Linked DNA regions of Mus musculus: region 2 is linked to region 1. A link is a loop called in an ENCODE intact Hi-C map of the cell type or tissue named here. Cell type or tissue: gastrocnemius. All regions are shown on one strand.

Region 1 (5,000 bases):
AGCGGAATCTTCCATTGGCTATCAGCATTTGAATGTGGTTGCTTGACTTTCAAAACCAACAAAATGAAATTCCAGATGTAGAAAGAGCACTATCTTTACAATTAATAACATAATATAAAAGCAGACAAAATTATTTTTAAAACCCTTTATCACTAAAAACTATAGGAGGGCATTATAACAGTTTCTCTCTCTACTTCCACTTCAAATCAAAAAACATTTGCTCCAATGTAAAACTAAACTGCTTTGCTTAAAAACTAAAAACTAAACAAGCCCATTGAAAGAGGATATGAATTTGGGAAATTATTCTTTCGCCCTCTGTTCAGAGCTGTGGTACTCAGGCCAACAGGTCATAGCAGGCTGACAAAACAGAAGAAAAATTAGACTAAAATGGAACAAAACAATCCCATTTCTGTCAAAATCTTTGCTAAATCCAATTTCTTTGACAAAAGCTGTTTGTGAGTGACAACTTTAATAATGGGCTATGATTCAGCAGTGACCTCATCTTCTGCAATGCTAAGATACCACCCAATCTCTGCAATGCCATAAAGTCACACACAGCGCCACCACCCTACTTGAGGGCAAATGCAGGACTGTAAACTTCAACTTTGAATGGAACAACTTTCCAGGGAATTGTGACAAAACGCTTTCAAACTATTTTCCATGTGACTTTAAAACAAGCATACATCTCAGTTTAAACCAGACTCACAAAAGATAGAAACTCTGTATTTGCCTGAAAGAAAAATAGCTTTGAGTCTAGCCATGTAACCACATGCAATCACTAAAAAAATAAACCAAAAAAAAATATTTTTTTTTGAAAAATAAAAAACACTAAACATCAACAGGGGCCCAAGGGATGGCTCAGAGATTAAGAATACTGGCTGCTCTTGGCAGGCGATCTGGGTTCAGTTCCCAGCACCAACATGGCAGTTTATAACCAACTCTAATGAGGGTTGCAGGTGATCCAACTCCCTCTTCTGGCCTCTACAGGCACCAGTATCTACAAGGTGAATAGACACCTTGTACAGACCAAGTACCCAGCTATCAGCAAACCTCAAGAAACTATCCCATTTTTCCAAGATAACATGAAAGACTTTAACTAATGTCTGTTTCTGTTTGTTTTGTTTGAGACAGGATCTAACTGTGTAGCCTTGGGTGGCCTGGAACTCACTATGTAAAACCAGGTTGGCCTTGAACTCTGAGACCCACCTACCTCTGTATCCCAAGTGATGGGAAAAGCATGTGCCACCACATCAGCTTTATTATTTAGGTCTTAAGACAAGATGGGCCAACTTGACATTATTTAGCCTGAGGTTGTAAACTGCAGAGTTCCTGCATAAATCATGCCCTGTAACATGGTGCTGTCACCCAGTGATCCTGCGCTGTCTTCTACATCCCTGGCACTGTGCAGACTCTTCATTTTCACAAGGAGTTATACTTCAAAGATGCTCTCCAAAACACAAAAGGCATTTGAAAAGTGTGTGTGTGTGTGTGTGTGTGTGTGTGTGTGTGTGTGTATCTCTTGATAGTACAGTCTACTGTTCTCACTCTCTCTCCTAGGAGGCATTCAGAGACTGAGCTGTGACCCAGGGGCAGAAGGAACTGGAAGGACCTTGCGTCCATAACCACTCCGACTCTGGGACTCCCTAGTGATTATGTGTACGGCACCAGATGAAAGTCTGAGAGTGTGTGCTAGGAACGAAGGACTGAGTCAGCAGAAAAGGACAGAAAACACAAGTCCACGCTGTAACATGTAACGCAGGAATGCCCTGGCATGTCACTGCTACCTAAAGGATCAAATATTAGACAGAAGAGGAGGCCTGCTGGCCTGTTTTTAGTAAAAATGAAGTACTTTTTCTAAGGTTCAAATTCTTCACTTTTCTAAGTGTGTGTGAGTGTGTGCATCATGTATTCGAGAGTGTGTGTATGTGTGTGTGTTATAAATTAATAGCAAATGCCATCCTCAGACTTAATTTGCATTAAAATGCTCTTAATGTTTTCCAGCTAAGTTGCATTTCTGTGATAAGTCAAATCCTACGTGAGTTATAAATAAACTCAGCAAGCAGGCCTACATCAGAGCAGGCCTCAGAGACCCACCACCTACAGACACTTAGGACTCATTGAGACAGAAATGTCAGAAACAAGGCATGGGAAGATACTAGTCACAAACCTGTAACAGAAACGGCATTATCATTAAAGCCTGAAGTAAAAATGAAATAATGCGAGCCCATTTGTCATCAATACAAAATAAATCTGGCAAGCGAGACGCCTGAACAGATGAGAACTTCAAAGAAGTACAAGACAACTGACCCCCAGCCACAAGCTGGGAGTCCAGGCCTCCGGGCTGCCCCCTGGTGGCTTGAGGACAAGACAAAGGAAGCTGTAGCTACTAAAGAGAATTCTCCAGTCTGTGGCCCGGTTTAAAGTCTTTATAGTAGTACACTGCAACCTTCCCATACAGCGGCGGCGAGCTGTCGTCAGGTTGGCAAGAGGAAATAGTTCCAAGCTAGCACTGCCCAAGCTAGTCTGTGCTGAACTGAATTCTTCCAGACACAGCCTGGAGATCACAGGTCACTGCAGAGTCACTCCAGCAAATGGCTAAGGCTACACTGTAACATGAGAGGGAAGGAATCTGAGAGGGCTCTGATTTTATTTCTAAGTGGAAACATAACAGAAGTTTATGCCTCTGGAATGGGGAGGGGAGGTAAGAGAAATCACACTGCACCAAAACCAACACTATTTCTGAAGTCACAGACGGCCTGCCAACACATGAAATATCTACTACATGGCAAACGTACAGCAGAAAGAAAACAACAAAAAACAACATTCTTCAGTCAACACAAACAAAAAGCTCCATGCTGAGAGCTTACCATTTCATCCTTTTCCCACTTCTCTGAGTTACTTTTGTCTTGGTTTACCACATAACCAGGAGGAAGCCAATTCACAGGAGGATCGAATATCGACACCACCATGCGGCTGGGCAGTCCCTTCTTCTTGCCAAGGCGATACAGGTTACAGTTGCTGACCTTCGGCAGAAAAGAGTCACAAACACTTACCCATACATGGCCATGGCTGGGAGATACAGTGTGCCAATACATTTTTGCCAGTGTTTTTGTATTGCACGATGGTCAGCAGTTATAAGGACTACACAGTTAAAATAACAACTCTAGATTTCCAAGTACTAGACAGCCTTCCACGTCAAATATTTGATCCAAAATGGAATCCACAAAAACCTAATGTATATAAACTCCTCTCCTCATAAATAAGTCAAAGAAAGAGTTCAATTTCAAAGTTTTAAATCACAGACTGACAATATGAAATTCAAGATGACAAGTGAGGCTGGGAGCAGTTGTCAAGACCATGGAACTCAAGATGTCATGATATTCTCAGTGAGAAAAGGGATGAATATGTTGTAAGGTGAGAACCATCACCATACAAAACAATTGTTATCTCTTGAGTCTAAGCATCAATAATGTGACACCAACCCTCTCACTCTCAAATATTGCTCTTTGTGTGGTGGATAGCATTCAGCACTGGAGTAAAAGGTGCTAAAGAACAGCTGCTGCGCAGGACACCACCTAGGTGGCTTTACTATCCTCCTTCCAGTCCTTTTGCCTTTCCTAATGGCTCTACCATGACCCTAATTTACTTAAAACCTGACATTTCTGTCTAGTTCTCACTTGGAGACTAGCAGCTATCACCATTAATCTCATTCCCTGTTTCTAAAACCTTACTGGAATACTTCAGGAGCCCTTTCCATGTAACTCAGATGCTACTTAGCCAGCATCTGGTACCCACAATCAGCACTGGCCACAGTCTGGTAGAAAGCGTGCAAAGAGACAGAGAAACGGTCCTTGCAATGTAGCAGGCTGTGTTTGAAACTACCACGAGTCAACACACCTCTCAGCTGTCTACCATGGAACCAATATACATAAATGTTGGTTTCCTTTTCCATGACATGTGAGAGCATCCCAAGAGGAAGACAGCAATAGGAGGAAAATATTCTAAGTCAAGAGAAAAGCTCAGTGGAACAGAAAGGCTACAACTAAGGACTTGTTGTGAGGCACAATTCCAGCAGCAGTTGGCAATGAGGACAATCCCAGGGAGGGCTAGCTTGAGCAAAGACACAGGGAAGGTTAGCTTGAAGCAAAGACACAGGCTGTCCAGAGAGCATGGAGCTTGTGTTAAGACTGGCAAGCTGGAGTTCAGGCAGGGTCTGTCTGGAAGAAGATGCTGAACCCACCTGATACCAGGCAGAGGAAACAATAAATATTTCTGCAGGAAATGAAGTGAAAAGGGTCTGAACAGACGAATGGATGAAATTTTGAGATGTTAAAGTAGTATCTTTCCTGCTTAATAGGGTCTGGTATTCTTATTTCACATGTCTCCACTGACTGATCTTCGTCTAGTAAGCAGCCCTGACAGCCTCCTCAATGTCTTCCTCCTAACCTTGCTGCCGCCACTACCCACCATGTCCACGATGTCACAGTTGTCGTGGCCTGTCTTAAGAACACTGGGAAGGCAGCCAGCAGGTGAGGCCTCTAGTCTCAGACATACTCCCCTAAATACCTGGGACTAGTGAACGACCTGGGACTAGTGAACAACCCGGTACAAGCTAATCCCACTGTCTGGGCATCAGTTTTTTCATCTGCAAAATGGTTCCTCATTTGCACAAAGGTTTATTTTAAACTGCACTTTTCCCAGTAAGAGAAGGTCAGCCCGAAGCCTGGCTGTACCACTGGTGCCCTCACGTCACTACTGGGCAATGCCTCCATGGGCTTCACTGGCCCTAATGAACTCGAATGAGTAGCAGCTGCACCGACTCACGGAGAATTCCCCATGGGTAACTTGGCCTGTTTTCAGGCACACTGAAGAAGCAACAGCCCAGAACGAGAATCGTGCCTTACCTTTTTGCTTCTCATATATGAAAGGCGGCCTTCATGAGCATCAGGGTACGTGCAAAACAGATATGTGGTGATAGCATGCTTTAAAAAGGAGTCGCC
Region 2 (5,000 bases), 120 kb before region 1:
GCAGCTCAGTGGCTCAGTGCACTTGCAGGGGACCCAAGTTCAGTTCCTAGCATCCACATGGCAGCTCACAACGGCCTATCAACCTGAATTCCAGGGAAATCTGATGTCCTCTTCTGGATTCTGTACAACTGCACACATGTGCACACACCACCCCCCTAGACACGTATAATACATAATTTAAAATAAAATCTACAAAACAAAACAAACAAAAGAACACCAAGAGTATTTGGGAAAGCTCAAATCTTATGGTTTGTTAGACCCCACCACACTAGAAGTGGTCAAAAAGAAACAATCACCATAATTAAAACAGGTAGAGGACACCTGTAAGAGAGCAAAGTATTTGATGCTGCTATTTGGTTTCACATCAATAGTTTTTAAAATGAAAGATGACGGACGCCTGAATACAATGTTATAAGAACAGCCTCTTTCCCCACCCCAGAAGTCTGCACTGTTGCGGCTTCTGGCCACCTGCACACACACATCTGCTTTTCCCACTGGCAGAGACTGTTCACACTCTCCTACATTCCTGTTTAATTTTCAATTAGCAACCCATAAAGAGATTATAGATGAAGAGGCTTCCCATGCCCAGGGCTTCTCAAGACGTTGGCTCAAACTCCGGATCCAAAGCTAACAAGAAATCCAGCAGAAAGGTGACTTCAGAAGAGCTGTGTGATGGGACACAGAGCCCTGGGGAAGAGACCGCATGCCCACAGCACCCACGTTTATAGGTAGGAGCACATAGTGTGTGTGTGTATCGTTACAGAGGAGGAAGTGGCATGCATGCAAGGAGGAACGGTTCCAAACAGAATTTGGAAAGTCTCAGGAAGCCGGGGAAGCCAGGGGAAGCTGCCACTCTCAAGCTGAGAATGCTGTCTAGTGGCTTGTCTGTGTTTATGTAAACAAAGAATCAGGGTTCCAAATGAGAGCAGCAGGAGACCCCAGAAAAGGAACCAAAATCGTTCTGATTTTAGAAGGATATCACATGTAATTCTTTGACAAAATCTGATGCAACCCCCTCCCAACCAAACATGCTAATATTTCATAATTTTTAGTAATCAAAGATCCTTGACCTTCAGAAACCTGTAGAAAGGATTGGGGAGTTTAATGAAGACCTGCCACAAGAAGAAAGATACTCACCCTAGTAAGGAGGGAGACTAGGAGAGACGCTAGTGACTGCGCACGCAATTAAGCCTAAAAGCCCATTGTGTGAAACTAAAAGATCAAAATGCCTCTTAAGTTAGAAGTTTCTTTAATTCCATCTATTGGTCCAATCAAGAAGCTTAAGGGAAGAAGCAGAAGAGAGGAAGGGTTGGTTAGGTTAAGGTCACAGTTTCCAAGATTTCGGTACGCAGTTGTTGGCCAGGGCTGGGCAGAAGCTCTTAGCGGTGAGGATTGTGGTAAAGAGGCTTCATCAGGGCAGACAGGAAGGAAGCAGGCGACAGCAAGGGATGAGGGACAAGATGTCCCCAATAACCTACTCCCTCTACTTCCTTGGTTCCATCTCTGACCACTTCCACAGCCTCCTTCAAAATATCGCCACCAGCTGGAGGCCAAACATTTAGCGTATGAGCCAGGGAAGGATAGCTCAACTTTAAACCATAGAAGTTATACCAGCAAGGAGGAAGTACAGAGGCAGTCCCAGATGGCAGATATCTCTCTCTCTCTCTCACACACACACACACACACACACACACACACACACAGAGTGTAATATGCAATTCAACAAACCCATCTATGAAAAAGACCAAAGCATGTTTAACTTTTTGAATTGTTTTATTTGTGTGTGTGTGTGTGTGTGTGTGTGTGTGTGTGTGTGTGTGTGTGTGTGAGGAATGCTTTGCCCACCTGTATCTCCATCTGTACCAGGTGCTTGACTGGTGCCTACAAAAGCCAGAGGAGAGTCTTGAATCTCCAGGAACTGGAGCTAGGGATGGCTGTAGACATCACAAGGGTGCTGAGAACCTGGGTCCTCTGCAAGAGCAACAAGTGCTATCTCATTACTGCTGCCGTCTCTCTAGCCACCCCTCCTCCCCTTTTAGATAAAGTCTCAAATAACACAAGCTGGTTTCAAACTCACTATGTGCCTTAGGATGGCCTAGATTTTCTGACTCTCCTGCTGGCCTCTCCTGAGCGCTACAACTACAAACACCCAACACCAGCACACCAGTCCAATGCTGGAGCCTCAAGCCAGGGCTTTGTGCTCGCTAGGCAAACACTCTGCCAACGGAGCCCCATCGCCAACCCCAAGACCTAGATTCTTTTAAATAGAAATTTTAAGGCTAATTATCTAATATCCAGGGATATATCTAAGCTGCTAAGCCACACAAAATCACAGAGAAAGACACAGCAGGCAAACACATACTAACCAGAAGAAATCTGGGGCTACAATATCTGTGTCAGACAAAGTAACGTTAAATGTGGTATTTAACCATCTCTCAGCTAACACACACATACACCTACACCAAAAAAATCCAATCAGCTGTATGGAAAAAAAACTCAGAAGTTATAAAATAGACGAATGTCAGTATATTAGCCCCAGACTACGTGTTTGGAGGGAAATTGTCTGTTAATGCATCTCTATTGGCCACTAGACGCTAAGCTCCTGGGAGGAAGCAAGCTGGGTCTTATTAAGAGTCACTTAGCTCAGGTCTAACTTGGAGTTTTCTTAATAAATGTTTATTGAATAAACCAGTGGTTCCTGAGCCTGGCTGAGCATTAGAATCTTCTGGGAGTTTTAAAAAATACCCAGGCTTAGGCCCCACCCCAGACCAATTAAAAAAGACTCCCCAGAGGCGGGACCTCACTGTAGTATGTATTGTAAGGGCTCCCCAGGTAATTTTGATGTTTGGCCAGGTCTGAGCACCTCTGGAATAAATAAATATCTGGGTGACCAAGCGAATGAGTGTCTCTTTGATTTACCAGTGAATGCATCGCAGGATCCCTTTAAAAGCACACTCCCACAGGACATTTTCCACATAATTCGATTTTAAGAAATTTGATTTACACCCAATATTGCGGGGACCATCTATTTTGTAAAAAGCAAGGAACATCTGCATTATCTATCATTTTTTTATGGATTGGGAATATTCTGTTTCTGCATTTAGAACGGAGTTTGAGACTGGAGAAAAGATTGTATCATTTCCTGTATGCTGAAAAATGCTCTCTCCCGCTCTGGTATTCGGAGCCCATTTCCCCGACAATATGAAGCACGCGATTACTTAATGAGACACTTAAAGCAGTTTTGAGAAGGATAAAAACGGCATTGTCTGAGCTTCCTGGCCCTGATGCAGACTAACTGACAAACGGAGGGAACTCAGGCCAGCAGTGCAAGTTGGTGCTGGGCACAGAGAAGCAGATAACAGCCAGGCCTGGCAGTCAGCAGTAAGGATGGCAGGGGAGGGACAGAGGACCATAAGGCCAGCAGGCCAGGCTTAGAATGAGGTCACAGAAGAGCTTTTCCAAAGAAGTGTTTGTCAATCCAGTGAGCAGGAAGGACAGATGGACAGCTGCATTCAGGTAAAGCCTTGATTGGCTAGAGGGAGACATAGCTCCTGGCCTTGGCACTGTGTATAGTAGATGTGCATAGGAATTCAGAGATGGATTCTCATTCCCACCATACAGAAGCTGGGAAATCTGGCCCAAATGCAAAAGGAGAGTATTTGGGGCATTGCAGCAGGCAGGGGAGATACTGGTGGGGTCCTTTCTGGTGCTTTTCCTCCAGAGCTGAAGACTCCCTTGTGGTTACCTTATTCCAGGTCCTGACTGATCTAGGTGGCTGTGCTGGACTCCCTCCACCCACCCTCCCCCAACCCTCCCGCACCCCCACTCTACTTTCCAAATATTTCCATTCGCTTCCTGAAACTGCTGCAACCAAACACCATGAAGTGGGAAGGTTAGAAAACAAGATTTTCTATTCTGCGTTGGAAGCTGGAAGTGCACCATGGTGTGGGCAGGTCCATACTTTCCTCAGAGCTGCAGGGACACCCCCATCCCTCCCAGCCTGTCGGCCATCTTGGTGCTCCCTGGAGTACACAGACATCACAACAATCAACTCAATTCACATGCTTATCTTCTCGGTGGGCAGCTTCTCTTTGAGCTTGGAGCTTCAAACACCCACCTGCAAGAACACCAATATTCTGAGTTGGGGCTCAAGCTAATGACTCCATTTTAACTAATTCCCACCATAAAGACCCTAGCTCTAAGGCAGACATGGTGAAACAGATTTGTAATCCCAGCCCTTGGAGGTGGAGCCGGTGCAGGGAGACCTTGAGTTTGAGTTTGAGGCTTGTCCTGGTCTACATAGAGATCCTGTCTCAAAGAAAAAACAAAAACAAACACCTTATATTCCCAAAAGGTCATATTCTGGGGTGACAGCTTCGGTATACCCACTGGGGTACGTGCTGCCGTCAAGTCCTGAGAGTCGTAAAGTTTGCGAGACAGCCCGTGCTTCATTCCTTCTTAATGGCTTTCCTTCCCAGACAAGTCCTTTGGGCTCTCATGGCCTCGAAGCAATTATGATTTCATTTCTCCTTTTCCTCCAAAACAGCTACACAGCCACATCTTTGCCATACACCCTCTTTCCCCCTCCATCAACAGGATCCTCTTCTGGGCTCAGCTTGTCTTTTCTTATGTCCCGATAGCTCAAGGGGCAGAGCTGATCGTCCTCCCCAGCTGTCCTCCCCAGTCTGTCCCCTGCAGTTCATTCCTTGCAGTTCCAAGCCATCTGCCATAGCTGCAGCTGCTTCCACTGGGCCTCAAATCCTCCGTTTCCCCTTGTCAACAGCAGCAGAGGTGAGCAGGCGCTTCCCGGCGAACCCCTGTCCTCCTCTTTTCTCCCCCAGCTAATCCGAGCAAAGTCCAGTCTTAACTTGTCGGCCTCCGTCCTTCCCCCAGGCTCTCTACGACCCCTTCATCTTTCCCCAGAAACATTCTTGAGTGTCTGCAGCTAAAGCTGTATTTCTTCTGCGCCTCTCCTCTCTCTTCCCTTGGAGCTCCTTGCT

Evidence for each region. A loop is a pair of places that touch in the nucleus more often than their neighbours do. Peaks named below come from ENCODE experiments on the same cell type or tissue, not always from the same donor. Only the 100,000 strongest peaks of a DNase experiment are listed, where the experiment ranks them.
Region 2: it touches region 1 in a loop (1.9-fold over the local background); 1 of 42 quality-filtered maps calls a loop at or near these places.

Annotation. Positions count from the first base shown.
Region 1 is chr12:104,697,498-104,702,497 of GRCm38, forward strand. Dicer1 (dicer 1, ribonuclease type III) reads right to left here. Exons shown (of 27, transcript NM_148948.2): 21 at 4,905-5,000; 22 at 2,868-3,023. Among named protein-coding and RNA genes, the nearest start is that of Gm31573, 37 kb to the left of the region's middle. In gastrocnemius, a CTCF peak has its summit at 2,354 (motif pointing left); DNase peaks (open chromatin) are centred at 2,347 and 4,826; H3K4me3 peaks cover 930 bases; H3K27ac peaks cover 2,719 bases.
Region 2 is chr12:104,577,637-104,582,636 of GRCm38, forward strand. No RefSeq gene overlaps it. Among named protein-coding and RNA genes, the nearest start is that of Gm31573, 83 kb to the right of the region's middle. In gastrocnemius, a CTCF peak has its summit at 2,128; a DNase peak (open chromatin) is centred at 3,388; H3K27ac peaks cover 827 bases.